Linked DNA regions of Homo sapiens: region 2 is linked to region 1. Evidence: chromatin loops called from intact Hi-C (ENCODE). Cell type or tissue: HCT116. All regions are shown on one strand. Each heading gives the region's core, and the rest is flanking DNA. Links, peaks and the distances in the headings are about the cores only. Region 1 has its middle 55 kb from the start of NELL2. Region 2 overlaps NELL2 (neural EGFL like 2).

Region 1 (15,612 bases), core at 3,724-11,723:
TTGAAATTATCTTGTTTTGTCCTATAATTGTTGTCAGTCTCCCCTCATTCCATTTCTAGCTTTTAGAAGAGTACATGGCACTATAGATACCCAACAACTGCTGGATGAATGAATGAAAAAAAGGTGCAGGGTGACAAGAGAGCATTTATTAAACAGATGTGAGCTTTTCTAAAAGGTGAAAATGGGAAATGATGTTTGGGCGAAGTAATAAATAGGAGTTAACTGCTTACTAGGGACTAATAAGGGTTAATTTGAAGACTAGACAGGGAAGAATGTTGTAAGCAAAGAAAATAACACTATAAAGACCATTGGCAGGAAAGAAAGGCACATTTAAGAAATCCATAGGTCAAGTTGACTAGGGTCCAAAGAGTAAAGGAGAGGGTACATCAAAGTAAGTCTGGTGAAGCAGGTAGGGGCCAGATCATACAGGAATTGAGGCAAGGTTAAACATTTTTTACTTTATCTTGGTAGACAATGGGAAACCTTCACCGAATTTTCCGAAGGAGAGTGAATGATCATATTTGCCTTGTAAAAATTTCTCTATAGCTCTTGGCTGTGAATTGGAAGAAGGCAAGAATAGACATGGAGAGATGAGCTAAGGGATATTCTAGTAGCCTGGATAAGAGATGAGGGTAGCTCAGACAAGGGAACGAGCTATGACAAAATGGACAGATTCAAAGGTTGTGCGAGTGGTTCAAAAAATGTCCAGAAGATTGTAATGGTGATGGATTAGATGTGGAAGAGTGAAGGATAGGGACAAGTCTTCTGGCTCATGCTGCTGGGTGATCTTTTTTTTTTTTAAATAAACAATTAGAAGAGAATGAGGTAGTAGGGGATGGGTAAAAGAATTTAGTTTTGACCATGTTGAGTTTAGGTTCCAATGAGACATCCACATGCTGATGTTGAGTAGTCAGGGTCACAGATGAGTCTGGATCTTGGCAGAGATGCCTGGAGCAGAGACATGGATGTTAGGAATCATATACCTAGAGATGGTAACTGAAGCCTTGGGCATTGATGAAAGCACTCAGGGAGAAGAGAAAAAGGTCTTGGACTATGTCTTGAGAAAGCAAAGTACTTGGATATAGCCTTAATTTCTTTGCATCTAGAGTTGTGGTTTTTTTTTAAATAAATTTTCTAACCTTAACCTCTGCATGACCTGTTTTCTTTTTAAAATTAAACACATACTGAAAAATACCAAATCTTCTGAGTTTTATGTTTAATTTTGAGATCCCGAATTCCACTTACTGTGGATTATAAAATTTATTCCTTTAGATATATATAAAAAATGGTAAACTTGTAGCAATTAAATCACTTGGCATTTATTCTTCACATTTGTCAATTTCATGTAAGTTTTAGATAAATATTACCCATACAGGAAATCAACTTGTCTTCCAACATTCAAGCTTCCTGTACAAATATCTACACACAAATCCAAGAAAAAAAATCACCAGATTGAACTCTTTTTTTTTTTTTTTTTTTTTTAGACATGGTCTCACTCTGCCACCCAGACTGGAGTGCAGTGAGGGGCGTGATCTCGGCTCACTGCAACCTCTGCCCCCACCGCTCAAGCGATTCTCCTGCCCCAGCCTCCCAAGTAGCCTGGATTACAGGCGCATGCCACTACCACCCAGCTAATTTTTGTATTTTTAGTAGAGATGGAGTTTTACCATGTCGGCCAGGCTGCTATTGAACTCCTGACCTCAAATGATCCACCCACCTCGGGCTCCCAAAGTGCTAGGATTACAGACATGAGCCACCTTGCCCGGCCTGAACTCTCATTTCTTTCTGAAGTTTAAACTACCCTCTCATTTTCTGATAGGACTTTGTATTATTGAGAACAAAGGCCTCAAGAAAATTGGTTTCATGGGATACCTTCCTGCAATATTTGAATACATATAAAAATCCCTATCAAAAGCTAAGATATAAAACTATGTACCTTTATTTTCAATCTAAAGTGATTTTATACCCTGGAAAGTAAGTATAAGCACAATATTTACTGTAAAAAATGCACTAAGCATTTTGTTGATGTAAAATTTAATGAGTCCATAACTATGCAAACATTGTCATTGGGAGTGAAAGGACATGTAGGTTCTATCTGTCCTTGCCTATCTTCTAGAAGAGAGGCAAGAAACAGCAATGACTTAATAAGATGACCAATTCACAGAACTACCCTCAGGTCATACGAGTGTGAAAACACGTGCAGAACGCAATAACTCATACACAGTTTTATTTCCAGAAGGTGTTTTTTGAAATGGCCAATACTAGAGAATATTTATGAAATCCAATTTCTACTTAATGCAGATAATTAAGTAGGTAATAAGGGATGGGTAAAAGAGTTACAACTTGCAACTTGCCTATAACTCTTTTCGGATTGCAAATTTTCAGATGTCTCCTTACTATTTACAAAACAAAAACTTATTTTAACCAACCGATCTTTGAAGAGTCTTACATCTTATTATAACATATACTTATCCTGTTCCCTTCCAACATTCCTGACTCAACAATTGGTCATAACATTAACACTTTCTCTCCTGTATTCTCCTTATGATTTTCTCTCCTATATTCGCCTATTTACAGAATTAACTTATCAGTGTTGATCACATAGAATTATACACACTTTGGCACTATAAGGCTTTTCAGAAGTCATTTGGTTCCATTTTATTTTCACAGGTGAAGACACAAGTTCAAGTGCATTACATGACTCCCTTAAAACACACACTAATATGGCAAAGTACATAATTTAATTTTACTTTTCTTTAGCTCAAACCAGCATGCTACTATTTATAAGTAATAATTTAGCTTCTCATATTTTGGAGGGAAAATTGTCTATCATTATACACAACTTTTACCCCCCATAAATAAGCTTCCCTTTATTAAACATGAATCAACTTTCCAATTATCTTTCAAAGGCTCTTGACATCCCATAATATAGTAAAGCTCTTGTAAAAGGTTATCAGTGCACTTCAGTTCAGACCTTTCCTTCTCTCTGTCTCCATATGAAGATATTTAGTAATATTTAGAATATTCCTTTACCCCATGGTAAAGTAAAATCTTTATTTCTCTGATAAGTTCATCTTTATTCATCCTTAATTCACAATATCAAGTATATTAAGGGCAAATCCCAAGTCTGTAACTCCTTATCACAAAATAGGGATTTGACTCCCACTGTTGTAGAAATCTCACGGAATAAAAGGATTTATAAATACTAAAATTTCTAAAAATAGATTACAAACATATTTTTCATCTCCTTTTGGAGTTTACCATATTTGCTTCTTGTTTCTCAAAGTTACCTCTGGAAATACTCCAATCTTCAATTAGTAAGCAAGGAAAAGGCCTTCCTGCTTTAACAAAGTAATTTTAGAAATAAGTTTCAAAGACAAACTGATAAAATGTCACTATGGACACAGGGAGGGAAGGGAATATCTTAGTTAAGTGTACCTCAACATCCAGAATCTCTGGTTATACATTTATATAGCAGGAGGATCGGAAATATATTTAAGACTTTCTCATACTCTCATTGCAAATTGAGTAAAATCCAAACTCCCTAAGTCCTAGAAGACACAATGACACCCTCTCAACACTGACCAACTCCAGCCACATCATAGACCACTTTCCCGCTCCTATCTGCCTCTGTGTCTCTTGAAAACTACATAAGTAGTTATAAGAAATAATACAGATAGAATCTATATGTCCTTCACTCCCAATGACAAATGTTTGCATAATTATGAACTCATTAAATTTTATATCAACAAAGTGGTTAGTGCGTATTTTACAGTAAATATTGCACTTGTACTTACTTTCCAGTGTATAAAATGACTTTAGATTAAAAATAGAGGTACACAGTTTTATATCTTAGTTTTTGATAGGGATTTTTATGTGTATTCAAATGTTGCAGAAAGGTATTCCATGAAACCAATTTTCTTTAACTCAATCGCAACTAAACTTTTCAATTGTGCACCACTATTAACAAAGAAAACATAAAATGCATATATGTGCTAGAGAGTTAATAGGTAAATTACAAACATAAAATAGAAAAATGAGGAGATTGAGTAAATTAACATAATTAGAAAATATTGTCTGTTTATTGTAAAAAATGATTTGAATTTCACTAAAAATATTATCTTATGCGCTTAATATGCTTACTTTTATTTGAAAGTCTTATTCCTTTGAAATAAACTAGTTCAAACATGAAAACAAGAAAAAGAAAGAAAATTACAAAGCAACTTCCAACCGCAACAGCTTTGCTTTAGCTTTTCCCAATGCCTAGAATATTCTTATCCTTGATTTTCACACAGCAGAGTGGCCTTCCTTGACCATCCTATCTAGACACACCACCTCAGGTCTCTCCAATTAGCCTGCAGGGCATTTGTAACTATCTGTAATTACTGCTTCTTTTCAAGTTTGTTTGTCAACTTTTCCCACTAAATTGTAAAATACATGAAGGAAAACACCTTAATCGAATTTACTGCTGAGTCACGAGGCACATACATCAATGCCCAACACATAGTTGATGCTCAATTAATAAGCATTACATGAAGTTGACATTGGTCAAATGCTTTATTTGCCTTTTATTCACTATATTTATTGTCTATTTGCTAAGCATTACCTAAGAATAACATTTTTAAATAGAATTCTTCAAATACTTAAGATCAGGAGGAAATCCAAAACCTAAAATTATAAAACTTTAGTGTTGATCTTGAGCTTAGAAATCATCTATAGCAGCTTCTTTGCCTTACCAGGGGAGGAAACTAAGGGACAGAGATAATAGTGACTTGCCCAAGATAATGCAAGGTTTTTATTGTTGTTTCTAGGAAAGATGTTGCCCAGTCAGATCCTGAATGGAATATTTAAAGCACTAACATAAGAAGTTTGGTTCTCAGCCAGGCGTGGTAGCTCACGCCTGTAATCCCAGCACTTTGGGAGGCTGAGGTGGGCAGATCATGAGGTCAAGAGATCAAGAGGTCAAGAGGTCAAGAGACCTGGCTAACACGGTGAAACCCCGTCTCTACTGAAAAATACAAAAAATTAGCCAGGCATGGTGGTGGGCACCTGTAGTCCCAGCTACCTGGGAGGCTGAAGCAGGAGAATGAAGTGAACCCGGGAGGCAAAGCTTGCAGTGAGCCAAGATCACGCCACTGCACTCCAGCCTGGGCGACAGAAGGAGACTCCGTCTCAAAAAAAAAAAAAAGAAGTTTGGTTCTCACCAATGAAGTTAGCCTTACTATTATAAATTTGAGAATGATTACTATGATTACTACTATTGCCACTCCTATTAGAACACTGCGTGGATGTGACTTAACAGTTTGCTTACTATCTATGTGAATAACTATGTAGAAAACCCACACCAAGACCTTTAAACACCAAACACTTTGATCAATACTGTCACCCAAATAATTTAAGTTCCATTGACTCTATTGATTGACAGATTATCACTTGCTCAAACAGGCTGACAATAAAACGCAAGGACTTCAGTCTAAAACGATTTAATCATCAGGACCGTAAAAGACATACACGCTGAGGCAAACGCATTGAATTGATTATTTAATTTTGTGTGTCAGTTAAGGCTTGCAGTACCTCACACAGTGCCTGTAACAGAGGGATCAATAAATACTGAATTAAATATGCTACTAAGTAACTGTTAAATGGCAACTGGACAGATGGTTAAATGACAGACTGAAGGAAAGAATCATTCAGTCAATCGATTTGAATCACGAAACCTTCTGCCATTAGATGTGTGTTGCCCTACTTTGCCTGTCTAATTGTGCTTTGTGCAATTCTATGTACAGCCCAGTTGATCTTTCTGGCATCATTCAGTCAATCAAAGAAAACTTAGAGTTTAGGTTAATTTAGGATTGCAATAAGCCTTAAGAATTTGATTTTTCTATGAAGACTTCACTTTACCCAAACTCATCTCCTTGGGATGACCACCTGCCCACTTTTTGAAGATATTCACAAGTGTGCTTCCTTTAATAACTTTTAGGGGCTTAGCAACAGAATATGTGGGAAATCTTCCCTAATAAATGACACAAAAAGCACTTCAGCAGCAATTTTAGCTCATCAAGTATTTTTTAAACTCATTCTTTTCTTTTAAGAAGATCACAGCATTTTGGAATAGAAACATTGCATCTTTTGACTAAGTCTGTTGAGAGGTAATAAATTTGGTGGGTTTTAAGTATTTTTAAAATTTACGCAGAGTTCACCCAGTAGAACCTAGGTGGGCTTGTACTTTATACATTGAAAAAGTGAGATGTGGGCAATTTAGGGGGTAAAGAGGAGGAAATAAGAGCTTCCCTTTTACCCCAGTAGCCCTTGTCTTAGCACTTTGCTAAGGAAACCTCTGGCTTGCAGCCAGTATCATGATAACTTGACAAGTCCCCTTTGCAAAAGTCCTTATTGTGCCTTACATAAACAGCACAATTAGAAAGCCTGACCTACTCCTTACACATTACAAACAGAATATTTCATACTAAAATTGGCAGACTTCACTAAAAGCTACCTGACATGGCAGTTGCAAATACAATGCACGTTAGTGGTTTAAAGTGCAGGCTCTGGAGTCATAAGAACTTGCCTTTAGATCCCAAGCCCCACTCACCAGCTGTCTGACCCCTCATGAATTATTAAATTTCTCTAAGCATCAGTATCCTCATCTGTGAACGCAGAATAATGCTACCTGTTCCATACAACTATTGTATGAATTAAATAAAGGCATGATGTGCTTGACACATAGTAGGCTTTCAAAAACATAATTAGTAGTAATGGAAATAAGTGTATACATGGCTAAACTACTTAAAGCACCAACTAAAAGAACAAACATATCTGCTAATGTACATTCAGAGCTTTTAAACTTAATCATGGCTTTTCCACCCACTCACCACTATAAGATCAAAATTGAGAGAAATAGATAAAAATGAACTACAACCTGTCTTCTCTTGCAAGAGTTTTCTAATTAGCACACTAACTAATTCACTCCTTACAAATGTGCTATTCATAAACACAAACTGTTGTCTCAGACACTGATAACTTACGTGATTTTGTGAATGTAAATGCATTACAAATTGATTTTAATTAGACATAATTAAGAATTACACACACTAATTTACTTGTTTTCCCTTGATGTTTGGGCTTTTTACTTAATAAATTTCTGATTCTAACAAGGAGACTGTGTTAGGGCATTAATTAAAATCTTTAGTATTTGGGGTCAATATGTAATTTTTATTAAACTTACCAAGTATGATCAAAGTGAAACTTAAAAATAATTCACTGCCAAAATATTTTAAATACAAGTCTTCCAAACTTATTTTAAGCAATGTTTGTTTTTTGAAAGGAATAATAAAATTTTGTTTTCCTAGCAGATCCAATTAAAACTGTCCTTTGCACATAAAAGGGCTCAAAATCATTACTATAAACTGATTCAAATGCAAATTTATCTGGGAACTTTGGCAAGTCTTAACTTCAAAAGGATACAACTAAAAAATATTTAGAACAAAACTGAGATGCAAATTAAACACTAAAATATTTACTAAAAAGAAATTAGTCCCATATCTAATATGTTTTTCTGCACAAGACTAAACAAATTGAATTTTTTAAAACAGAATTTAATAGAAGACCCTCCTGTCAGATCAGACAGACCCAGGTAATGCTGGTATTGCTGGGCTATCATAAAGAAATGGATTAAGCCCTATGCAATAGCTTTAAAAGTTATTACAAAAGACATAGAAATATCCAGTGAGTTAAGCAGCTCAGATTTTGAACACCCAAAGTAGTACTAAAAAACATTAAAATTCTATCCATAAGCTTTAAAAAATAATTTCTAATTCATAGCATATAAACAAAGGGTAGACTATGTTTATTTAAGAAACTGCACAAAAATAATCATATCTCATTTCTGGTTATAATTTGTTGTGTACTAATTCCTGTTATTGACTCTTCTATGGCTATTACCATGGACTTCTCTAAAATATATAGTAAATCAGGCCTATTATGAAGTAACAGCCTTACATTCTTTCTTATGTGTCACTTTTATACAAAGGAAGGAAGGGGAGGATACTTTTAAAAATAAAACCCTGAGCTGCTCTATTCCAAATAATTGGAAGAACTACAGCGCCATCTTGTGGAATAAAGTAACTAATTAGTGAAATGCTTTGATTCTGTTAGGAAAAAAATTGAATTTCTTGGCCATCAACTCTAGTTTCTTTTAATGATCTATTATTTTACAACATTTTAGTCTGGAACATCTGTCAAACAGCAAAAACTACTATTATGCTAGAACACTAACGTATATAATACAGTAACCAGGTGATTTATGGCCGACTATGTCACAGATAAAGAAAAATACAAAGTTAATATTATACGTTGCCCTGGAACCAAAGAAAGAATCTGGAAGTTTGGACTTTTGTGTCCTTTTTCAAAAATTGAAAGGCAACAAGAAAACCCTTAACATGGCTGAGGTGCAGTTTCTGAATATTTATTAAAGGAGCATATCCTTTAATACCCATAATCAGAAAGAAGGAAGTAAGTCAAGGAGGCTTGGGAGGAAATAAGGTTGGGTAGTTGGAATCAGAATGTTTTTATTTCTTTCTTCTTCTTTGTTCAATTAATAAAATTTCTTCTGGCAGCCAAGATGGCCGAATAGGAACAGCTCTGGTCTACAGCTCCTAGCATGAGCGACGCAGAAGATGGGTGATTTCTGAATTTCCATCTGAGGTACCAGGTTCACCTCACTAGGGAGTGCCAGACAGTGGGTGCAGGACAGTGGTTGCAGCACACCGTGCGCGAGCCGAAGCAGGGCAAGGCATTGCCTCACTCGGGAAGTGCAAGGGGTCAGGGAGTTCCCTTTCCTAGTCAAAGAAAGGGGTGACAGATGGCACCTGGAAAATCGGGTCACTCACACCCTAAAACTGCGCTTTTCCGACAGGCTTAAAAAACGGCGCACCAGGAGATTATATCCCGCACCTGGCTCGGAGGGTCCTACACCCACGGAGTCTCGCTGATTGCTAGCACAGCAGTCTGAGATCAAACTGCAAGGTGGCAGCGAGGCTGGGGGGGAGGGGTGCCCACCATTGCCCAGGCTTGCTTAGGTAAACAAAGCAGCCAGGAAGCTCGAACTGGGTGGAGCCCACCACAGCTCAAGGAGGCCTGCCTGCCTCTGTAGGCTCTACCTCTGGGGGCAGGGCACAGACAAACAAAAAGACAGCAGTAACCTCTGCAGACTTAAGTGTCCCTGTCTGACAGCTTTGAAGAGAGCAGTGGTTCTCCCAGGACGCAGCTGCAGATCTGAGAACAGGCAGACTGCCTCCTCAAGTGGGTCCCTGACCCCTGACCCCCAAGCAGCCTAACTGGGAGGCACCCCCCAGTAGGGGCAGACTGACACCTCACACGGCCGGGTACTCCTCTGAGACAAAAGTTCCAGAGGAACGATCAGACAGCAGCATTCGCGGTTCACGAAAATCCGCTGTTCTGCAGCCACTGCTGCTGATACCCAGGCAAACACGGTCTGGAGTGGACCTCTAGCAAATTCCAACTGACCTGCAGCTGAGGGTCCTGTCTGTTAGAAGGAAAACTAACAAACAGAAAGGACATCCACACCAAAAACCCATCTGTACATCACCATCATCAAAGACCAAAAGTAGATAAAACCACAAACATGGGGAAAAAACAGAGCAGAAAAACTGGAAACTCTAAAAAGCAGAGCGCCTCTCCTCCTCCAAAGGAACGCAGCTCCTCACCAGCAATGGAACAAAGCTGGACGGAGAATGACTTTGACGAGGTGAGAGAAGGCTTCAGACGATCAAACTACTCCGAGCTACAGGAGGAAACTCAAACCAAAGGCAAAGAAGTTAAAAACTTTGAAAAAAAAGTAGACGAATGTATAACTAGAATAACCAATACAGAGAAGTGCTTAAAGGAGCTGATGGAGCTGAAAGCCAAGGCTCGAGAACTATGTGAAGAATGCAGAAGCCTCAGGAGCCAATGTGATCAACTGGAAGAAAGGGTATCACTGATGGAAGACAAAATGAATGAAATGAAGTGAAAAGGGAAGTTTAGAGAAAAAAGAATAAAAAGAAACGAACAAAGCCTCCAAGAAATATGGGACTATGTGAAAAGACCAAATCTACGTCTGATTGGTGTACCTGAAAGTGACAGGGAGAATGGAACCAAGTTGGAAAACACTCCGCAGGATAATATCTAGGAGAACTTCCCCAATCTAGCAAGGCAGGCCAACATTCATATTCAGGAAATACAGAGAATGCCACAAAGAAACTCCTCGAGAAGAGCAACTCCAAGACACATAATTGTCAGATTCACCAAAGTTGAAACGAAGGAAAAAATGTTAAGGGCAGCCAGAGAGAAAGGTCAGGCTACCCACAAAGGGAAGCCCATCAGAATAAGAGCTGGTCTCTCGGCAGAAACTCTACAAGCCAGAAGAGAGTGGGGGCCAATATTCAACATTCTTAAAGAAAAGAATTTTCAACCCAGAATTTCATATCCAGCCAAACTAAGCTTCATAAGTGAAGGAGAAATAAAATACTTTACAGACGAGCAAATGGTGAGAGATTTTGTCACCACCAGGCCTGCCCTAAAAGAGCTCCTGAAAGAAGCACTGAACATGGAAAGGAACAACCGGTACCAGCCACTGCAAAATCATGCCAAACTGTAAAGACCATCGAGGCTAGGAAGAAACTGCATCAACTAAAGAGCAAAATAACCAGCTAACATCATAATGACAGGATCAAATTCACACATAACAATATTAACTTTAAATGTAAATGGACTAAATGCCCCAATTAAAAGACACAGACTGGCAAATTGGATAAAGAGTCAAGACCCATCAGTGTGCTGTATTCAGGAAACCCATCTCACGTGCAGAGACACACACAGGCTCAAAATAGAAGGATGGAGGAAGATCTACCAAGCAAATGGAAAACAAAAAAAGGCAGGGGTTGCAATCCTAGTCTCTGATAAAACAGACTTTAAACCAACAAAGATCAAAAGAGACAAAGAAGGCCATTACATAATGGTAAAGGGATCAATTCAACAAGAGGAGCTAACTATCCTAAATATATATGCACCCAATACAGGAGCACCCAGATTCATAAAGCAAGTCCTGAGTGACCTACAAAGAGACTTAGACTCCCACACAATAATAATGGGAGACTTTAACACCACACTGTAAACATTAGACAGATCAATGAGACAGAAAGTCAACAAGGATACCCAGGAATTGAACTCAGCTCTGCACCAAGCGGACCTAATAGACATCTACAGAACTCTCCACCCCAAATCAACAGAATATACATTTTTTTCAGCACCACACCACACCTATTCCAAAATTGACAACATACTTGGAAGTAAAGCTCTCCTCAGCAAATGTAAAAGAACAGAAATTATAACAAACTGTTTCTCAGACCACAGTGCAATCAAACTAGAACTCAGGATTAAGAATCTCACTCAAAACCGCTCAACTACATGGAAACTGAACAACCTGCTCCGGAATGACTACTGGGTACATAACGAAATGAAGGCAGAAATAAAGATGTTCTTTGAAACCAACGAGAACAAAGACACAACATACCAGAATCTCTGGGACACATTCAAAGCAGTGTGTAGAGGGAAATTTATAGCACCAAATGCCCACAAGAGAAAGCAGGAAAGATCTAAAATTGACACCCTAACGTCACAATTAAAAGAACTAGAAAAGCAAGAGCAAACACATTCAAAAGCTAGCAGAAGGCAAGAAATAACTAAAATCAGAGCAGAACTGAAGGAGATAGAGACACAAAAAACCCTTCAAAAAATTAACGAATCCAGGAGCTGATTTTTTGAAAGCATCAACAAAATTGATAGACCACTAGCAAGACTAATAAAGAAGAAAAGAGAGAAGAATCAAATAGATGCAATTAAAAATGATAAAGGGGATATCACCACCGATCCCACAGAAATACTAACTACCATCAGAGAATACTACAAACACCTCTACGCAAATAAACTAGAAAATCTAGAAGAAATGGATACATTCCTCGACACATACACTCTCCCAAGACTAAACCAGGAAGAAGTTGAGTCTCTGAATAGACCAATAACAGGCTCTGAAATTGAGGCAATAATCAATAGCTTAGCAACCAAAAAGAGTCCAGGACCAGATGGATTCACAGCCGAATTCTACCAGAGGTACAAGGAGGAACTGGTACCATTCCTTCTGAAACTATTCCAATCAATAGAAAAAGAGGGAATCCTCCCTATCTCATTTTATGAGGCCAGCATCATCCAGATACCAAAGCCAGGCAGAGACACAACCAAAAAAGAGAATTTTAGACCAATATCCTTGATGAACATTGATGCAAAAATCCTCAATAAAATACTGGCAAACCGAATCCAGCAGCACATCAAAAAGCTTATCCACCATGATCAAGTGGGCTTCATCCCTGGGATGCAAGGCTGGTTCAATATACACAAATCAATAAATGTAATCCAGCATATAAACAGAACCAAAGACAAAAGCCACATGATTATCTCAATAGATTCAGAAAAGGCCTTTGACAAAATTCAACAACTCTTCATGCTAAAAACTCTCAATAAATTAGGTATTGATGGGACGTATCTCAAAATAATAAGAGCTATCTATGACAAACCCACAGCCAATATCATACTGAAGGGGCAAAAACTCAAAGCATTCCCTTTGAAAACCGGCACAAGACAGGGATGCCCTCTCTCACCACTCCTATTCAACATAGTGTTGGAAGTTCTGGCCAGGGCAATTAGGCAGGAGAAGGAAATAAAGGGTATTCCATTAGGAAATGAGGAAGTCAAATTGTCCCTGTTTGCAGACAACATGATAGTATATCTAGAAAACCCCATTGTCTCAGCCCAAAATCTCCTTAAGCTGATAAGCAACTTCAGCAAAGTCTCAGGATATAAAATCAATGTACAAAAATCACAAGCATTCTTATACACCAATAACAGACAAACAGAGAGCCAAATCATGAGTGAACTCCCATTCACAATTGCTTCAAAGAGAATAAAATACCTAGGAATCCAACTTACAAGGGATGTGAAGGACCTCTTCAAGGAGAACTACAAACCACTGCTCAATGAAATTAAAGAGGATACAAACAAATAGAAGAACATTCCACGCTCATGGGTAGGAAGAATCAATATCGTGAAAATGGCCATACTGCCCAAGGTAATTTACAGATTCAATGCCATCCCCATCAAGCTACCAATGACTTTCTTCACAGAATTGGAAAAAACTACTTTAAAGTTCATATGGAACCAAAAAAGAGCCCACATCGCCAAGTCAATCCTAAGCCAAAAGAACAAAGCTGGAGGCATCACGCTACCTGACTTCAAACTATACTACAAGTCTACAGTAACCAAAGCAGCATGGTACTGGTACCAAAGCAGAGATATAGATCAATGGAACAGAACAGAGCCCTCAGAAATAATGCCACATACCTACAACTATCTGATCTTTGACAAACCTGAGAAAAACAAGCAATGGGGAAAGGACTCCCTATTTAATAAATGGTGCCGGGAAAACTGGCTAGCCATATGCAGAAAGCTGAAACTGGATCCCTTCCTTACGCCTTATACAAAAGTTAATTCGAGATGGATTAAAGACTTAAACGTTAGACCTAAAATCATAAAATCCTTAGAAGAAAACCTAGGCAATACCATTCAGGACATAGGCATGGGCAAGGACTTCATGTCTAAAACACCAAAACCAATGGCAACAAAAGACAAAATTGACAAATAGGATCTAATTAAACTAAAGAGCTTCTGCACAGCAAAAGAAACTACCATCAGAGTGAACAGGCAACGTACAACATGGGAGAAAATTTTCGCAACCTACTCATCTGACAAAGGGCTAATATCCAGATTCTACAATGAACTCAAACAAATTTACAAGAAAAAAACAACCCCATCAAAAAGTGGGCAAAGGACATGAACAGACACTTCTCAAAAGAAGACATTTATGCAGCCAAAAAACACATGAAAAAATGCTCATCATCACTGGCCATCAGAGAAATACAAATCAAAACCACAATGAGATACCATCTCACACCAGTTAGAATGGCAATCTTTAAAAAGTCAAGAAACAACAGGTGCTGGAGAGGATGTGGAGAAATAGGAACACTTTTACACTGTTGGTGGGAATGTAAACTAGTTCAACCATTGTGGAAGTCAGTGTGGTGATTCCTCAGGGATCTAGAACTAGAAATACCATTTGACCCAGCCATCCCATTACTGGGTATATACCCAAAAGACTATAAATTGTGCTGTTATAAAGACACATGCACACGTACGTTTATTGCGGCACTATTCACAATAGCAAAGACTTGGAACCAACCCAAATGTCCAACAATGATAGACTGGATTAAGAAAATGTGGCACGTATACGCCATGGAACACTATGCAGCCATAGAAAATGATGAGTTCATGTCCTTTGTAGGGACATGCATGAAATTGGAAATCATCATTCTCTGTAAACTATCGCAAGGACAAAAAACCAAACACCGCATGTTCTCACTCATAGGTGGGAATTGAACAATGAGAACACATGGACTCAGGAAGGGGAACATCACACTCTGGGGACTGTTGTGGGGTGGGGGGATGGGGGAGGGATAGCATTAGGAGATATACCTAATGCTAGATGACGAGTTAATGTGTGCAGCAAACCAGCATGGCACATGTATACATATGTGACTAACCTGCACTTTGTGCACATGTACCCTAAAACTTAAAGTATAATAATAATGAAATAAAAATAAAATAATAAAAAAAGAAATTTAAAAAAATAAATAAATAAAATTTATTGAGAGGCTACAATGTGCCAAGCACTTGGTAGGCCCTAGGAGTAAAGAAAATGAATATATAGCCCCTCCGTCAAGACACGTAGAAACTAGTAAAGTATACAGATCACTTCAACATACAGAAAATGCTCAGGAAGGCCATGGGGGCCTGATACAGTTTGGATATTTGTCCTCTCCAAACTTCATATTAAAATTTGATCCCAATGTTGAAGGTAGGGCCTAATGGGAGGTGTTTGGATCATGGGGGCAGATCCCTCAAGAATAGATTGATGTCCTCCCTCCAGAATGAGTGAATTCTTACTCTATTAGTTCCTCCAAGAGCTTGTTGTTTAAAAGAGCCTGGCACCACCCCCAACCCTTGCTTTCTCTCTCGCCATGCGATCTCTGAACACACAGGCCCCCCTTTATTTTTCACCGTGAATGGAAGCATCCTAAGGCCCTCGTCAGATGCCCAATCTTGAACCAGATATCACAATAGTGAGCCAAATAATCCTTTTTTGTTTATAAATTATTCAGCCTCATGTATTCCTTTATAGCAACCTAAAATGGATGAAGATAGGGTACCTACATCAGTCTGGGAATTCATGGCAGAAAGCAGAACAAAATCTTGAGGGGTAAGAGAAAGGGGAGAATATTTTTCACTAATTTTCCCAAATCAGTGGGTAGAAACCAAATGGTGAAACCCTGGATGACTCCCATACTCCAGTATACTTTTCTTTTCTTTCTTTCTTTTTCATTTTTTAACTTTTACTTTAGGTCAGGATTACATGAACAGATTTGTTATGTAGGTAAATTGCATGTC
Region 2 (15,612 bases), core at 2,476-10,475, 150 kb before region 1:
AAAATTAGGCCGCGGTACAATATCATTTACCAACATCATTTATCAGAATGTTAAAATTAAAAAGACTAAAAATGCCAAGTGTGGGTGAGGGTGTGGGGCAACTGGAATTTTCCTACCTTGTTGGTGAGAAAATAAACTAGTATAAGCACTTTGGAAAACTGTTTGGAAAACTGGTTTTGCCATAGAGTCAAACAGTTTTACCCTCTGACCAAACAATTCCACTGTTTTAAATATATACCCATCAAATACATACATAACTAAGACCAAGAAACATGTAAAGAATTATTCTATGAGTACTATTCACATAGCCCAAATCGGCAAACTACCTAACTGCCATCCAACAATAGACTGAATTGTGGTACATAAACACAAATAAAATATATGCAGCAATAAGTATAACTGATCTGCAGTGGACGTCAAAATGATACAATAAGTATGAATGAGATGCAGCTACATTTTTGACCCGCATCAGAAATATGGATGAGCCTCACAAAGGTGATTCTGAGTACAAGAAGCCAGACACACAAAACAGTACATAATAATGAGATATTAGTTCTGGGTTTCAACCTTGATTAAGATACGCCCACAATATTGAGGAAGAGAGTGGTCTTGGGGAAATCAGGACACAATTTGAGAGAAAAAAATTACCGTGCATTACATACTATTTGATCTTAGTAATGTCACAATCTACCTGGCTTCATTATTCTTCTATAAAATGGGAATAATGAAACCATACCTCCCAAAAGCAAATGGCTATTTCAAAGAACTCTTGAGGTCCTACGTAGCTTTAAAATCTAAAGCTAATGAACTAATGAGATCATTTCACTACTTTGTATTTTTATCAATAAAAACATGAGTGACTCTTTTAATAAAAACAGTAATAACAGTTAACATTGTTCTAAGCACTTTACATTTATTACCTATTCAGTGCTTACACAGCCCCTATAAAGTAGATACAATTGTTATTTCCATTATACATATGAGGCAACTGAGTCCATGAGAGGTTAAGCAATTTGACCAAAGTCTCACAGCTAATAAGTTGTGGAGTCAGAATTCAGACCCAGAAAATCCGACTTGTAACTCACAGAATTAACTATTCAATATGCAAAGATATTACAGTAAGTCCACTTTAACTAAACCAAGATGGCTTTTAAAATTAAGTTTAAAATAATCTGATGTCTAATCAGCACATAGAATATTAAAGTGTAATCTATATTATATACTGAAACTCTGACCTTGCTCAACCAAAAGAATGATGATTTGTATTTATTCATATAATTCTGGACTCTGAGGAAATACCACTTAAACTAACTGTTGCTACTAGGCAAATACCAACCAGTTCTGATGGTCACATTCACATTCCCTGTATTTGAGAACTCTCTAACAATGGAGGAAAGACATTACAGCATCAGTTCAGATTTGCCTCAGATTCCCTATTCTCATGAACCGCCTTTCCTGTGAAGCAGAGCTCTGTACACAAGCCTGAATCTACAATCAATATAAATAAATAAATAAAGGCATGCATCCATGTAATAGCATTAATATTCAGAAAAATTAAATTGTTTCCTAAATTCAGTGACTTTCAGTAACATTTGATTTCCTAGAATTTCAGTCAATTATTTTCTGATAATTTTTTTTTTAAACCTGGGTTGAGATTTTATGTACTTTAATCATATCTTGACCTCATTCTATTTCAGAGTTAAGGTCACCTAAAATATTTATACTTTCCATTTTCTACAGCTATCTTGAATATGTGTCACTAAATGTCCCTGTTTGCTAGTTGAGAGCCTGAGACCGGGATAAAGGATGTGGAGGAGATGGTGACTGAAAGGAAAGAGGATGAGTGGTGAAGGCAAACTCTGCTGCCTAAGACTCAACCAGGATTCCAAAACACCTCTGGTGAGCTTAGCAACTGGTCGATAAAAGTAGATCACTTAGATTAATTATAACAGATGGTTTTTTTAAAAAAAAAAAAGGAAAGCAGGCTGTCAAACACAGCACTTTCAGATGGAACTTCTCTGAGACCTCTAACTAACTGCACGTTCCTGAATGACTTGGAATTCTCCTTATTAGGAAGATGGAGATAATACGTACTTATAGAGCTGTAAAGATCAAATGAGGCACAAAGTATGTGTCTTGTAACCTATAGGAGAAATATGGCTTCATTATGGCTGTAATTACTATGGCTTTAACGATTTGGCCTTGGCATTCCTGCCTTTGGATTTTATCCTCTCTGTTTAACTCCAGCACACTATTTTAATGGTCCAGGCAGGAAATTAAGCCCCTCCTCCCAATGCTTTGTTTATGTAGATTCAACTAAAGAAAAGGCTTGGTTTCTTCTGACTTCTTTCCCAGAACAACAACCATCTTGCTATTCATCAGTATTTATATTCAGATAACGAGCTGGAGTTGAAGTTACCGAGGGAAAGTATAAAGGAAGCTGCAAAATAGGACTGCCCAGAAATGCGCAAACAACTCCGATGAAGCAAGCCTGAAAGCATTAAAGGAAGAGCACCAAAAAGTGACTGGCCACATGCACGTGTTTCGTTCATTTCAATCTTGGCAGAGTCACATTCAGCAGTTAGGTTATACGCTTTACCTTCCAAGGGCTTTAGAAACAGTAAGCTATTAATCTCTTTAAGCTGTTTTCAATAATAATCTATTTTATCAGGTTTTGTCATTAAAAAGGCAGTTGAGCAGAAGCGTTTCAAAGATAGGATCAATGTAGGGTCTAAGAAGAGGGCTTATATTTATATTTAAAAGAGTAAAAAACATAGGAATTTACTTCTACTCCACTAAAATTAGATTTTCATAAATTATAACAGTGACACTACTGTGGAATTAACATAGGAAAATAAGACTGTTTCTCCTCACATGCAATGGTGATACACACACACACGCACAAACACACATACAAGACATCATAGACATGTGTAACTATTGGTTTCTCCCACTTTTTTTAAATACATATGAAAATCTGTACTATTTAAGTCAGTCAGTCAAAGGATTACTATTACATTTATTTTAAGTGTTATTTGTCTTCTACAAGACTTTTCAGAAGCACATTTTCTGGATATTGTCAGTGACTTATTTTTAAATTGTGCTTTGCAGAGACTCATTCCCAAAAAGAACCGCTAAGAATATTCACCATATGAACTAAATGCTTATTTCCCTAAGGGGAAATATCTATGGCTGTTTACTGAAATGTCTTGCTAGCTCTAGTAAAATGTTAAATTCATTAAAACTAAAATTTCAAATCTTTGAAATAACAAGCAAACATAAGCATGAACCCTCTCTATTCCTCTCTATTCCATGGTACTTATATATCATTAAATGTGAACAGAAAGATAAAGTCGCTTAATACTTATTATTTTTTAGCCATATCTAATGAGGGCCTATGGCTTTTTTTTTTCATTATGTTGTGGTCTGCTCACTGATCACTCACTTCCAGCTTTAACTATTTTCTATATGAAGCAAACAGTTGGTTTTCAATCATTAACACCAAAGACTGCCTGAAACACTCTTCATTAATGAATCTCAAAACATTTTATCATTTCATTATGTCTAACCGCATGTTTATTGGGAAGAATTCAAGCATTAGTCCGATTTAGTCTGCAGTTTACTCTTGGTAACACAGGCAAATGGTAAGATGAGAATTGAAATTCACTTCTGACGAATCTCTCACAATGGCCCGTTATTTCAATCAACCTGTATCTAATAACACTGACATCACTTAATGCAAATCTGTCATATCCATGAATAACAACATAAAATTATGGATGTAAAGAAAGATAAAAGAAGTTAAAGCAGGGCAGGGCACGGTGGCTCACGCCTGTAATCCCAGCACTTTGGGAGGCTGAGGCGGGCGGATCACGAGGTCAGGAGATCGAGACCATCCTGGCTAACAGGGTGAAATCCCGTCTCTACTAAAAATACAAAAAAATTAGCCCGGCGTAGTGGCAGGCACCTGTAGTCCCGACTACTCAGGAGGCTGCGGCAGGAGAATGGCGTGAACCTGGAAGGCGGAGCTTGCAGTGAGCGGAAATCACGCCACTGCACTCCAGCCTGGGCGACAGAGCGAGGCTCCGTCTCAAGAAAAAAAAAAAAGAAGTTAAGGCAAAAAGTATGATTCCTTGCTATTGTATTATGAATATGAAGCCATATATGTATATATGGTCCTTCTTCCTTCCTCTTTCTAACCACCTACAAACAAAACTATATATTGCCACAAGCCTCCTTTTATTAAGAGAAGTCCTAGAAAAATGCAGATTATTTCTCACCAAGGAAATTAGCTAGTGACATGTAAGAAAAATTGTATTCAATCCTTCCTAGTTCCACTGAATCGACTTGACTAGGCTAATACAGTCTTATGAGACGGACTGGCTTCAATGTAAAGCCTAATAGAATTAAATATAAATGCCTTCCTGAGGGAATTAAATCAACGGACTATGAAGCAACTTCTTGATTTTTCTCTGATAGCTTGTCACCCTCACCAGCAGTAGCACATTGCTACTGTCTTTCTCTCCACCCCGCCGCCACTTCTCCCTACTTTGTCTTTTTGAGAGTATACATATAAATACACTTGCATTTACAGAGCTCTATATATTCCACAAACTTTAAAACAACTCAGTTTTCATGTATGTTACTACTCCTTTGTGGAAAAAACAGCAAAATTTTTAAACACTCTTTTTAACAAAGGTTTAAGTGAAGTCTTTTAAAGTATAAGAAACATAAATAAATTATTTCCATTATTTATTGAACGATCTAGAACCCAGTTAAGGGTAGTTACAGATGAGTCAAAAAGTATTTTCTGACAACCGAAGTGAACTGCTATATAATGACTGCTAAAAGGCAGAAAAGCTTCCACACATGGTGGTGTGAGCCTTTTTTTCCCTGAATGAAGGCCATGGCCCTTATCTACACTGGACAATCCTATAATAATGTGGACTTCTGTTGTTTGGGCTAATGGAACAGCATATCTTCTGCTGCTGAAGGCCACTTGTATCATGGATTTCTTTGGTTATTGCAGCCGTGTGAACCATTCTTAACCTATTTGGGAGACACTTACAATAAATAGTACAATTAGTGAAATAACTTCCAGTAAGTTTCTTACACATGTTTCCTACTACTATCACTATATGGAATAGATTACTCCAAGAAAAAATTGTCCTACTGGAATAGGGGCATAGCATTTTAAAATGGAAAAGAACTAATCAACCAAAACAGAGAAAGTATTCTTCCTTTATTCCATCACTTCTGAAAGCTATTTAGCTTGCCCAGATTAAACCAATGATGGGTGAATACTTATTAATACAGTGCTTTATTTTTCCAAAGAAAGTATTCATCATAAAAGTTATGCTCACATTTGCATTCCTTACAGCATTTGCCATCCACATACGCAAGAGCCGACTTAAGTGGGCAGTCAGGATTTGGGCAGATTAGAGTTTCACACTGGATGGTTCCATTCTGAAAAGGAAACAATATTTAAAGAATTTCCATGTTAGAGTTTAGTAGTTTTCAAGAATTTTTGAATTCATTCCTTAAATTTTAAACTCTTCATGTGAAGAGAACAGAACAGGCCATTCATTGCCAGGAGGGGAGGCGGTGCTGACAATCACCACAAGGAGGCGCCAAACTGGAGACAGGACCACCGCAAGGAATTTGATTCCTAAAGGTGGCCAGAGCTCCCAGGTAGCTGGCTGCTCGGGCTTCCCATTTTATTGACTTCACTATACCACATTCCGTCTTCTACTCAATTTAACCTTTGCTCCCCATTTAAAAAATTTAGGAACATATCATGTTCCTGAATAAAAACTGTATCATGCACACGAACATGCACGCACGCACACACACATGCATGTGCGTGCGCACGCACACACACACACACAGTTCTGAACTACTTTTGATCTTTTTATATGCATGATATTCTGTTTTTGAATAAACTGGATGAACTTTGAGAAATTTTTTTAAAAGCCTAATTCACATAGATGTCTGACTTCTTTCCAGAAAACCAGCTTTAACAGATGAGTTCATGTGTAATTTAAAAGTTTAAAACCAAACTCTTTGAACTTTTCTTTGAAAATGAACATATATTTCTGAAATCATAATGCAATAAAATATTCTACTTCATTAGCGAGCAATTAGCAAAATCACATTTATTTAAACTTTATAATTTGTATTCCACTGTATTAATAAACTATTAGATTGTCCCAATCATTTAAACTCTATCTAATTTGCTTATATTGCTCAATCTGGACACAATATTTAATGCTGCATATGACTTAGTTTCATGAAAATGCATTCATGAAAACACAAGGGAGAAAAATCTCTGGAAATGTTAAGGATAAGAGGATAGTCTTCTTTAGGAATCACTTTACCTAATTTAAATTGCTAACTTCATGTGTGTACCAATAAACTTAAACTTTATAGCATTCCTAAACCATAATCATCTTTAGAAGCTAGAAAGTGTTTTTAATAATGCAACACAGTTCTTTAGATATGACCAGGTTTGTTGACACTTTAGTGTTGTGTCTTGAGGAAATGGGTCTTGAAATTTTCATGATTACATTGTTTTAATAAATTTTTAAAGAGTGGGAGCATCTGAGTTCCCTTAGTCTCAACTCAAATAGAAGCCATACCAGGCATGTGCAGTTCTTACAGCCGTCTATCCAGGACTCAAATTCTCGGTAGGTGGTTCCCTTCATGGTGCAAGTCCTTTCACAATAGCACTGATCCAATCTATTCATTCGCTGTTCAGCTCGAGACAGCTGTGGCACAAAAGAACGGGTTTTACATTGTTCATCCTTCCAGCAACACAGAAATGTGAAACACTCCGCAGGTATCTTTTTTTTAAAGTATGTAGCAATGATGATGGCTGTGCTTATCAACCACTTGCCATAAACATATTTAAGACTTTAATTTAATTTAAAAGAATGTTTTTTTCTCTCCTCTTCTTTTTGTGATAAATTTGCTCCCTGCCTTAGAAACAAACAACATAATTTATAAGACATAAATCAAAGGTTAATTCAAAACATCACTCAAATGCAGAGAAGCACTTTCCATTTAAAAGAAAAATGTTTAATTTCATTTATATGCTTCTTCAAGTAAAAAAATAAAATTCAGAATTTATGTTGTATAAGAAACAAATCATACACCATACAACACAACCATCAGGTATTCTGTAACTACTATACAAAATTACAAGTCTAGTGAAATTGTAGGTAAACCTGACATATGCTTAAGATATTAGTAAATAATCCTAGAACTGTAACATAGTGGTAGAAAGCATTTATGGGACCATTTCTTTGATACAATTCTGGTGTCTATATTCTTTACACTGTCCTACTGCCTCCTTGCTTGTAATGAAAAACTGAATAAAAATAAATAATAATAAAAGCTAAACAATAAATCCTCCTGTAGTAAGCAGTGTATAAATTAGGTAATCTGCCTCATTCCTGATTTACTGAATTATTTGTTATACAGATGGCTAGGGTTTTAATATTTATAAGCCTTTCCTTAAGCAGAGATTTAGATTCAGTCCTAGCAAACAGTATAGTATAAGAAGAGCCTCGAAGGTGAAAATCTATGGTTATAAATGGAAGTATTGGGAACATCAAGGATTTTTAAGCTTCCACACTGTATTCTTGAGTAGCTTTTACCTTGGCTGATGTTTTGGCTAAAATATCCTGTAGCTCCATGATTTTCTGCACAAGTCCATGGAAGTCATTGCAAGTTGGACAGGCTGGAATTACAAACACTACATTTGGTCAAGATGCATTTATAAGGGGTTCAATCTGGTTAAGTCTATGCTGACAAGTAATATATGGGGACTCCACAGTGCAAGAACTAATAGACTTACTGCGATTAAGATCTGGGCACTGAGCAATAAATCCCTGGGGCATGACAAGTAATTGGACATCTTGCATTATACCCTGTGTGTGAAAAATAGAAAAAAAAGACATATTACTTTCATTTACCCAAATTATGTTCAATGGTCAAGTTCATGAAGGAAAATATTACAGAACACACTCACTAAAATCCCTGAGTAAAAAGTCTTTGTTAATACATTATTTCCACTTCATACCAAAGGGAAAGAAATTCATCAGGCACAATAGATGATTACCCATGTATTCTCTTATTGATAATGTTTTTAAAGCCTTAAGATTAAATGTCAAGATATAACTAAGAGGCAATAGTTATGTTGTTTTGAGAAGTTATTTTTAGTTAGCCACTGACGGGCTTGAAAATGACCTTTAAAAAAATCAACCTGATAATAATTTCTAGCTTCAGCAACTCTGAAATTGATACCAATTTTAAATTAACTTTAATTATTAAAGAAAAGGATAGAAAAACTGAGTCATGAAAGCATGCTCATTTGAGCATCTCATGAAAGTGGGATCTTTTAAAACTAATTTCTCAATTTAAAAAGGACAATAGATTCATTAAACAGCTACAGCAAAATATAGTGATGAGTTCTTATGAGTACAGAAAGTTTAAAATGAAAATTTTTTAAATGTCAGCTGGAAATGACCTGTTTTACATAGAAAATTTTATCACATGTTTATAGGCAAAATTTACATGCATACTTAGTCATTAAGGTATAATTAGCTTCCAGCTTGCTGGGCTCCTAAAGCAAAGACCAATGGTGGCTCAGAAATGATCTATCAGACACATCCAGCTGTCTCTTTTATCTGCCACACTCCCCCCATTTCTTCATGGCCTTTATATATTTTATTAAATTAATATTTTACTTTATCCATTTGAAAAATGCAAACAAAATATCTAATGATAGGAATAACTGTACCAACATGACATCAATATAATTTTAAACGTACCTATAAAGATTTACCAGTCAAATACTGGTCTCTATGTCTTGTACATGTTTAATCTGATTAATAGCATGTATCAATGTGAACGATAAATATTTAAGTATTTTTACTGTGTGGGTATTACTGGATCCAGTGTGTGCTTGGGCCTAGATTGATGAAATAAATTGTGTACCAACTCCTATCACTTAGAAGCAGCAACATAAAAACAAGGCTATCGTGTACGGTTATATAGTTTATGCACTGTACAACTCTAATGGATACTATTTATGGACTACAATAAAGAGAATGACCCCCAGAGTTGTACACATAATTGACATGTGGAGATTTTGAGGCCACACTTAGGCTCCATGGGAAGGACTGTCACGATTAAATAGAGATGAGATTTGGGACTCACAGCACACATCTGCTATCCCTTACCTGGGAAAAGCGCATGGTTTTAGGATTTGCAAGCATGGAACCAATTTCCTATTTGTGTCACTTACTATTTGCCTATCTTTAAGCAAGTTACTTTACCCCTCTGTGCAGGTTTATGCATAATAAAACAGAAATAAAAAATGACCCTGCATCAAGACTAGCAAGGCTACTATTAGATGGAATCATATATTTCAAGTATCTGGTTTCCTGGTAACAGGCAATGCTTAAATAAGTTCCCAAAACACCTTTATAGAATTATAAACTTTGCTTAGAAAACAATTAAATTCACTGGTATGTGATCTACCTTGAAATCTATGAGTTGAACTATCACTTATCATTGTTTGATTTGGTAATCATTCATCGAGCCACTTCCATGTTGTAGGGACTGTCATAGCCACTGGGGGAAAATGATTGCACTATGGGCTTGTAGTCAAGCAATTCTCTGGACTTTATTTCTTCATCTTTAAAATATGGAAAGTTAAATGACATGTCCCTTAGAGCCTCTCCAATGAAGAAATTCTATGAAGTGTTGTCTCCAAGTACATATTAAAGGAAAAGATATAAATTATAACTGCTTTCTCTTTTGACAGATTTGTGCACATATGTGTATTCCTTTCTCACTTTCTGCAGTACAAGGAGACCATGAATAATATATACTAAAAAGCTTTCAATCCGCTATTAACATCTTTGTAAAAGTATCATCAAAGGTTATATTTCAGTGGTGGAGAGTTTATTTGTATGTTAACATTTTAGATTTTTATTGCTTTGAAAGGTTAATTCAAAGAATGACCTGTTAACTGCCCTGATTGCAGCCTTGTGATCATTTCTGTAATATCTAACAATTAAACTCATTGAAAAAAGAAGAGAAAATAATGTTTGCTGGCTAAAATATTACTGTTTAAAAAAATGAAACAGACACAAATTTTCTAATTTACAAATCAAATTATTTTGTTTCACACCATAAAAAGTAAAATCTACTTTTTGAAACTCATTAGAAAGCATTTACATTTCATTCTCAGACTTTTGCCAAAAGATACCTTAAAATATCCATGCGCATTATTTCTCTGTCCTAGCCAAAATGTTGTGCCTAGAGGCAAGTCTGTGGAGGGCTTTTCTACTACCCTTTCATAAATTCTGCAAAAAAGAAACATCAAAGAAGGAACGTGAGTAGACAGTCATTTCTTAGAATCTTCCATTTCCTAAAATGAGGACACTACACTTACTTATTGCAGTCAATGTGTAAAATCAAATGGGAAGCACTGATGGCTAAGGAGAGCTTGTGCCACTTGTCATCAGCCAAAATGTAAGGAAACACTTCTGTGTGAGGGCGGTGACTGCCTGAGCGGTAATGCAGTCTGACTTCATTCCGATGGCCACTACTTTCCAGTTCCAGGTACCTGCAGAGAGAAGAGCCACATGGGACACATTAAAAATAAAGTTCAAAAACGATTGAAGTGATCTCTGTCTACGGGATGGAATAGATGTACTTTTCCTAGTTCTCCCACTAAGTACAACTAGACATCATATACAAAACAAACACAGAAGAATCTAGAAGATAGAGAAAAAAAGATATTCAGGATCCAAGGAACAATATGGTAGTGAGTTCAATGGGTTTCCATTTTGTGTCATATATCCTGGACTTGGAGCTAAAGAAGGCTTCAATCTGGAAATATCAATGAATGTAGACCTAAAAAATCCTCAAGATGAGCCTGCTTTCTCTAGCTGAAGAACAAAGAAAGGATCAGTCTAGCAAGACAGAAACTGCTAGATAATAATCTCTCTGTTCCAGTCAAACATCACAGAAAAAACTGGCCCCATCCCAAACCATGCCAAACAAAAGCTAAGTAAGAAGCTTATATTTCTACCCTGTTCAAGCAGAAATGAGGCATGTAACACCAGAATAGTGTCAGAGAAGGCCAAGTTTAGAGCCAAGAATTTTAACCCTCCCAGGCAGTAATGAGGCCCCCCACAGCACTAGTGAAGACCATACAATGAGGAGCCTGGACTTCCATCTCATCTTGGAAGTAATGAAGCACACTTCCCTTTCCCCGCTGGGATAGTATCAAAGGAAGCCTACTAAGGAGTCAGGAGTTTTATAGTCATCCAGCAGTAATGAAACCACCCCGCCACAGTGCCAGCAGAAACCATATAGGAAGCTGAAACTTCCCCCAACTCAGAAATAAAAGAAGCTTCCCCCTCAACTGTCAACAAAGGCAAGTGGGGAATCTAGACTTCTACCTCCACCTGGCAGTAACAAGATGGCACCCTCCCTTCCCCTGACAAAGCAGTGTCAGAGAAAGCTGGCTAAAACAGGCGGGTTAAATAAGATTCAAGTCTCAGAACATGATACAAACATGTCCAGGTTTCAGTAAAAAATCATTCATTATACCAAGAAGCAAAGAAATCTCCAACAGATTGTAAAAAGAAAAAGAACAGATATCAAGACTAAAATGATAAGGATGTTAGAATTACCCAACAAATATTTTACAGCAGCACTGACAAAAACAATTATGAAAAGACTTAAATGAAAAAAATAGAAAGTTTCAATAAAGAAAAAGAAAAATGGGAAAAAAAATTTAAAACCAAATAGAAACTTCAGAACCAAAAAAATACAATAATGGAAATGAAAGCTCAGTGGATAAAGCTAAACAGCAGAATGGAAGTGACTGTGAAAAGAATCAGTTATCTGGAAGACAGAAAAAAAAGCATCCAATGTGACAAATAGAAGATAGACTGAAAAAAAAGTTGAACAGTCTTAAAGAGCTGTGAGATTATAACAAAAGATCTAACATTTGTATCACTAGCATCCGAGAAAGAGAGGAGAAAGGAGGCGAGCTTAAAAAACAATATTGAAGAAATAATGGCTGAACACCTCCCAAATTTGGCAAGAGATATAAACTCACAGATTCAAGAATCTAAGGAAACCCTAAACAAGATAAACTCAAAACAATTTTCAACTTCATATCAAGCCATATCATAATTAATCTTCTGAAAACTAAAAACAAAGAAAAAATTTGAAAGTAGACAGAGAAAATCTTGCACATTAAGTACAAGGAAAAATTAGAGTGACAGTGTGTTTCTCAGTAGAAACCATGGGAGCCATAAAGAAGTGGTAAAATATTTTTCATGTGACAAAAGCAAAAAGAGCTGTACACGTAGAATTGTATACCCAGCAAAAACATCCTTCAGGAATGAAGAGAAATCAAGACATTCTCAGATAAAGGAAAACTAAGAGAATTTATCATGAGAAGACCTATTTTAAAAGAACAGCAAAATAATGACCTCTAAACAGAAAGAAAAATATAAAATAAAAAGCTTTGGAACATCAGGAAGGTAGAAAGAACATAGTATGTAAAAAAGAAAAATGGGTAAATACAATAAGCTTTCCTTCTCCTCTTTTCTAAAGTATGTTTGACAACTGAAGCAACAGCTCAAAATTGAAGCAAAAGAGTCTGTGTCCTAAATGTATGTTAAACAATATTTAAAGAATTTATGTTATAAATGAGTGAGGGTAAAGAAACATAAAGACAGCTAAAATTTCTATACATCACTCAAACTGGTAAAATGACTATACGAACAATCAGTTATAAGTTATGTATATATAATGGAATACCTACAGCAACCACTTACAAAGCTATACAAAGAGACACACTCATAAACATACAGATAAAATGAAATTGTAAAACAAGTAACCCATGGTAAGAAAAAAAACAGAAAAATAAAACAGAGAGAACAAACATAAAATAAAAAATAAAGTGGCAGACTTAAACTCAAGCATATAATTTTATTAAAAGTAAATAGTTTACATGCATCAATTAAAAGAAAGAGATTAGCAGAAGGGATTAAAAACCATGACCATATTCTGTTGGTAAGAAACTCACTTCAAATATAACAGTCTAGGCAGTTTGAAAGTAAACAAATAGAAAATAATATATATTGAAACTATTAATCAAAGGAAAGCAGAAATGGCTATATTAATTTCAGAAAAATATATTTCAGAGCCAAAAAATACCAAAGACAAACAGAAATGCTATAAAAATGATGAAAAAAATCAATCCATTAAGAAGACATAGCAATTCTCAATGTGTATTACCGAAAACACAGAGCTGCAAAATATGTGAAGCAAAAACTGATAGAATTGAAAGAATACATGGTAAAATCCACAATTACAGTTGCAGACGTCAACACCCCTGTTTCAACAATTATTTGAACAACTAGCCAAAATGTCAAGAATATATAACTCAAAAATACCATCAACCAACAGGATCCACTCAACACTTATAGAACATACCACTCAACAACAACAGAATACACATTCCCTTCAAGTTCCCAAGGGATATATACCAAGGCAGACCATATCTTGAGCCATAAAATAAACCTCAACAAAACAACATTTTAAAAAATTTAAATCACTTAGAGTATGCTTTCCAACCACAACAGAATCACACTGAAAATCAATAACCAGACAATCTCCAAATGTTTTCAAGCTAAATATATTTCTAAATAATCCACAGGTCAAAGAGGAAGGCTCAGGGAAATTTTTAAAAATACATAAAATAAATTAAAATTAAAATTAAATATCAAAAATTGCCAAAAAAACAGGTAAAGCAATACTTGAGAGAGAAATTTATAGCACTAAATGCATATATTAGAAAAGAAGATAAGTCCCAAATCAATAAGCTCCCACCTCAAGAGCAAAGAAAAGGAAGGGCAAAATAAACACAAATCAAGTAGAAGTAAGGAATTAATAAAGAGCAGAAATCAATACAATTTAAAAAAATTGAAAAAAATCAATGAACCACAAGCTGGTTCTTTGAACAGTTCAATAAAATTAATGAACTAACGAAGAAAAAAGAGAAAAGATATCAATATTAAGAGATAAACAGGAGATTTCATTACAGACCCTGCAGATATTGAAAGGTTAATATGGGAATACTAAACTCTAGACAAAAAGTTTGACAAATGACACAAAATGAACTAATTCAAAAACACAACTTACAGAATATGAAACAGATTACTTGTATACTTCTATAATTTTTAAGAAAAGTGAATTCATAAATTTAAAACTCCAAAAAATTAAATCTCCAGGCCCAGAAGTTTCATTGCAGAATTTTCTCACGTAATAAAAGAAGTCATATGAATTCTACACAATCGCTTCCAGAAAGTAACAGAGAGAAAAACTACTAAATTCATTTTATGTATTTATATTGCCCTGACACCAAAAAACAGATAAAGATAGTACAAAAAAGTAAAACCAAAGACAATATGCTCCCTGAGTATATACATAAAAACTGTTAACAAAATGTTAACAAATATAATTCAGCAATATATAAAAACAATGATATACCATAATCAAGTGGGGTTTATTCCAGGGATGCCAGTCTGGTTCAATATTTGAAAATCAATCCATTATACTGACTAACAAAGGAATGAAAATTATTTTATCATATTGACTTATGCAGAAAAAGCATTTGACAAAATTCAGCACCAATTAAAGATGAAACTCTCAGAAAAGTAAGAACAGAGGAGAACTGTCTCAACCTAATAAAAAGCAACTATAAATAAACTACAGTTAACATCATACTCAATGGTGAAAGACCAGATGCTTTCTCTCTAACATCAGAACAAGGCAAACCTCTCGTTCCCACCATTCTTATTCAACATAGTGCTGAAAGCTCTGGTCAGTGCAATAAGAAGAGAAAAGAAAAGAAAAAGGAAAAGGAAAAGAAAGGAAAGAAAAGAAAAAGAATACAGAATAGAAAGGAAGAAGTTAGAAAGTCAATCTTGGCAGATTATATGATAGCCTACATAGAAAATCTCAATAAATCTAGAGGAGTTGGTACCATTCCTTCTGAAACTGTTCCAAACAAAAGGAAAAGAAGGACTCCTCCCTAACTCATTTTATGAGGCCAGCATCATCCTAATGCCAAAACCTGGCAGAGACACAATAAAAAAAGAAAATTTCAGGCCAATATCCCTGATCAACATCCATGTGAAAATCCTCAATAAAATACTGACAAACCAAATCCAGCAGCACATCCAAAAGCTTATCCACCACGATCAAGTCGGCTTCATCCCTGCGATGCAAGGCTGGTTCAACATATGCATATCAATAAATGGAATCCATCACATAAACAGAACCAGTGACAAAAAAACATATGATTATCTCAATAGATGCAGAAAAGGGCTTCGATAAAATTCAACACCCCTTCATGCTAAAAACACTCAATAAACTAGGTATGGATGGAACGTATCTCAAAATAATAAGAACTATTTATGACAAACCCATAGCCAACATCATATTGAATGGGCAAAAGCTGGAAGCATTCCCTTTGAAAACCGGCACAAGACAAGGATGCCCTCTCTCACA

What was found. A loop is a pair of places that touch in the nucleus more often than their neighbours do. Peaks named below come from ENCODE experiments on the same cell type or tissue, not always from the same donor. Only the 100,000 strongest peaks of a DNase experiment are listed, where the experiment ranks them.
Region 2: it touches region 1 in a loop (6-fold over the local background); 23 of 110 quality-filtered maps call a loop at or near these places.

What each region holds. Positions count from the first base shown.
Region 1 is chr12:44,923,093-44,938,704 of GRCh38, forward strand. No RefSeq gene overlaps it. Among named protein-coding and RNA genes, the nearest start is that of NELL2, 55 kb to the left of the region's middle. RefSeq lists an enhancer at 3,855-4,024. In HCT116, for the core only: a CTCF peak has its summit at 8,111 (motif pointing left); a DNase peak (open chromatin) is centred at 8,109.
Region 2 is chr12:44,769,384-44,784,995 of GRCh38, forward strand. It overlaps NELL2 (neural EGFL like 2), which reads right to left. Exons shown (of 20, transcript NM_001145108.2): 4 at 10,466-10,639; 5 at 10,280-10,376; 6 at 7,859-7,931; 7 at 7,659-7,741; 8 at 6,639-6,767; 9 at 5,364-5,466. Among named protein-coding and RNA genes, the nearest start is that of NELL2, 99 kb to the right of the region's middle. In HCT116, for the core only: a CTCF peak has its summit at 5,624 (motif pointing right); a DNase peak (open chromatin) is centred at 5,628.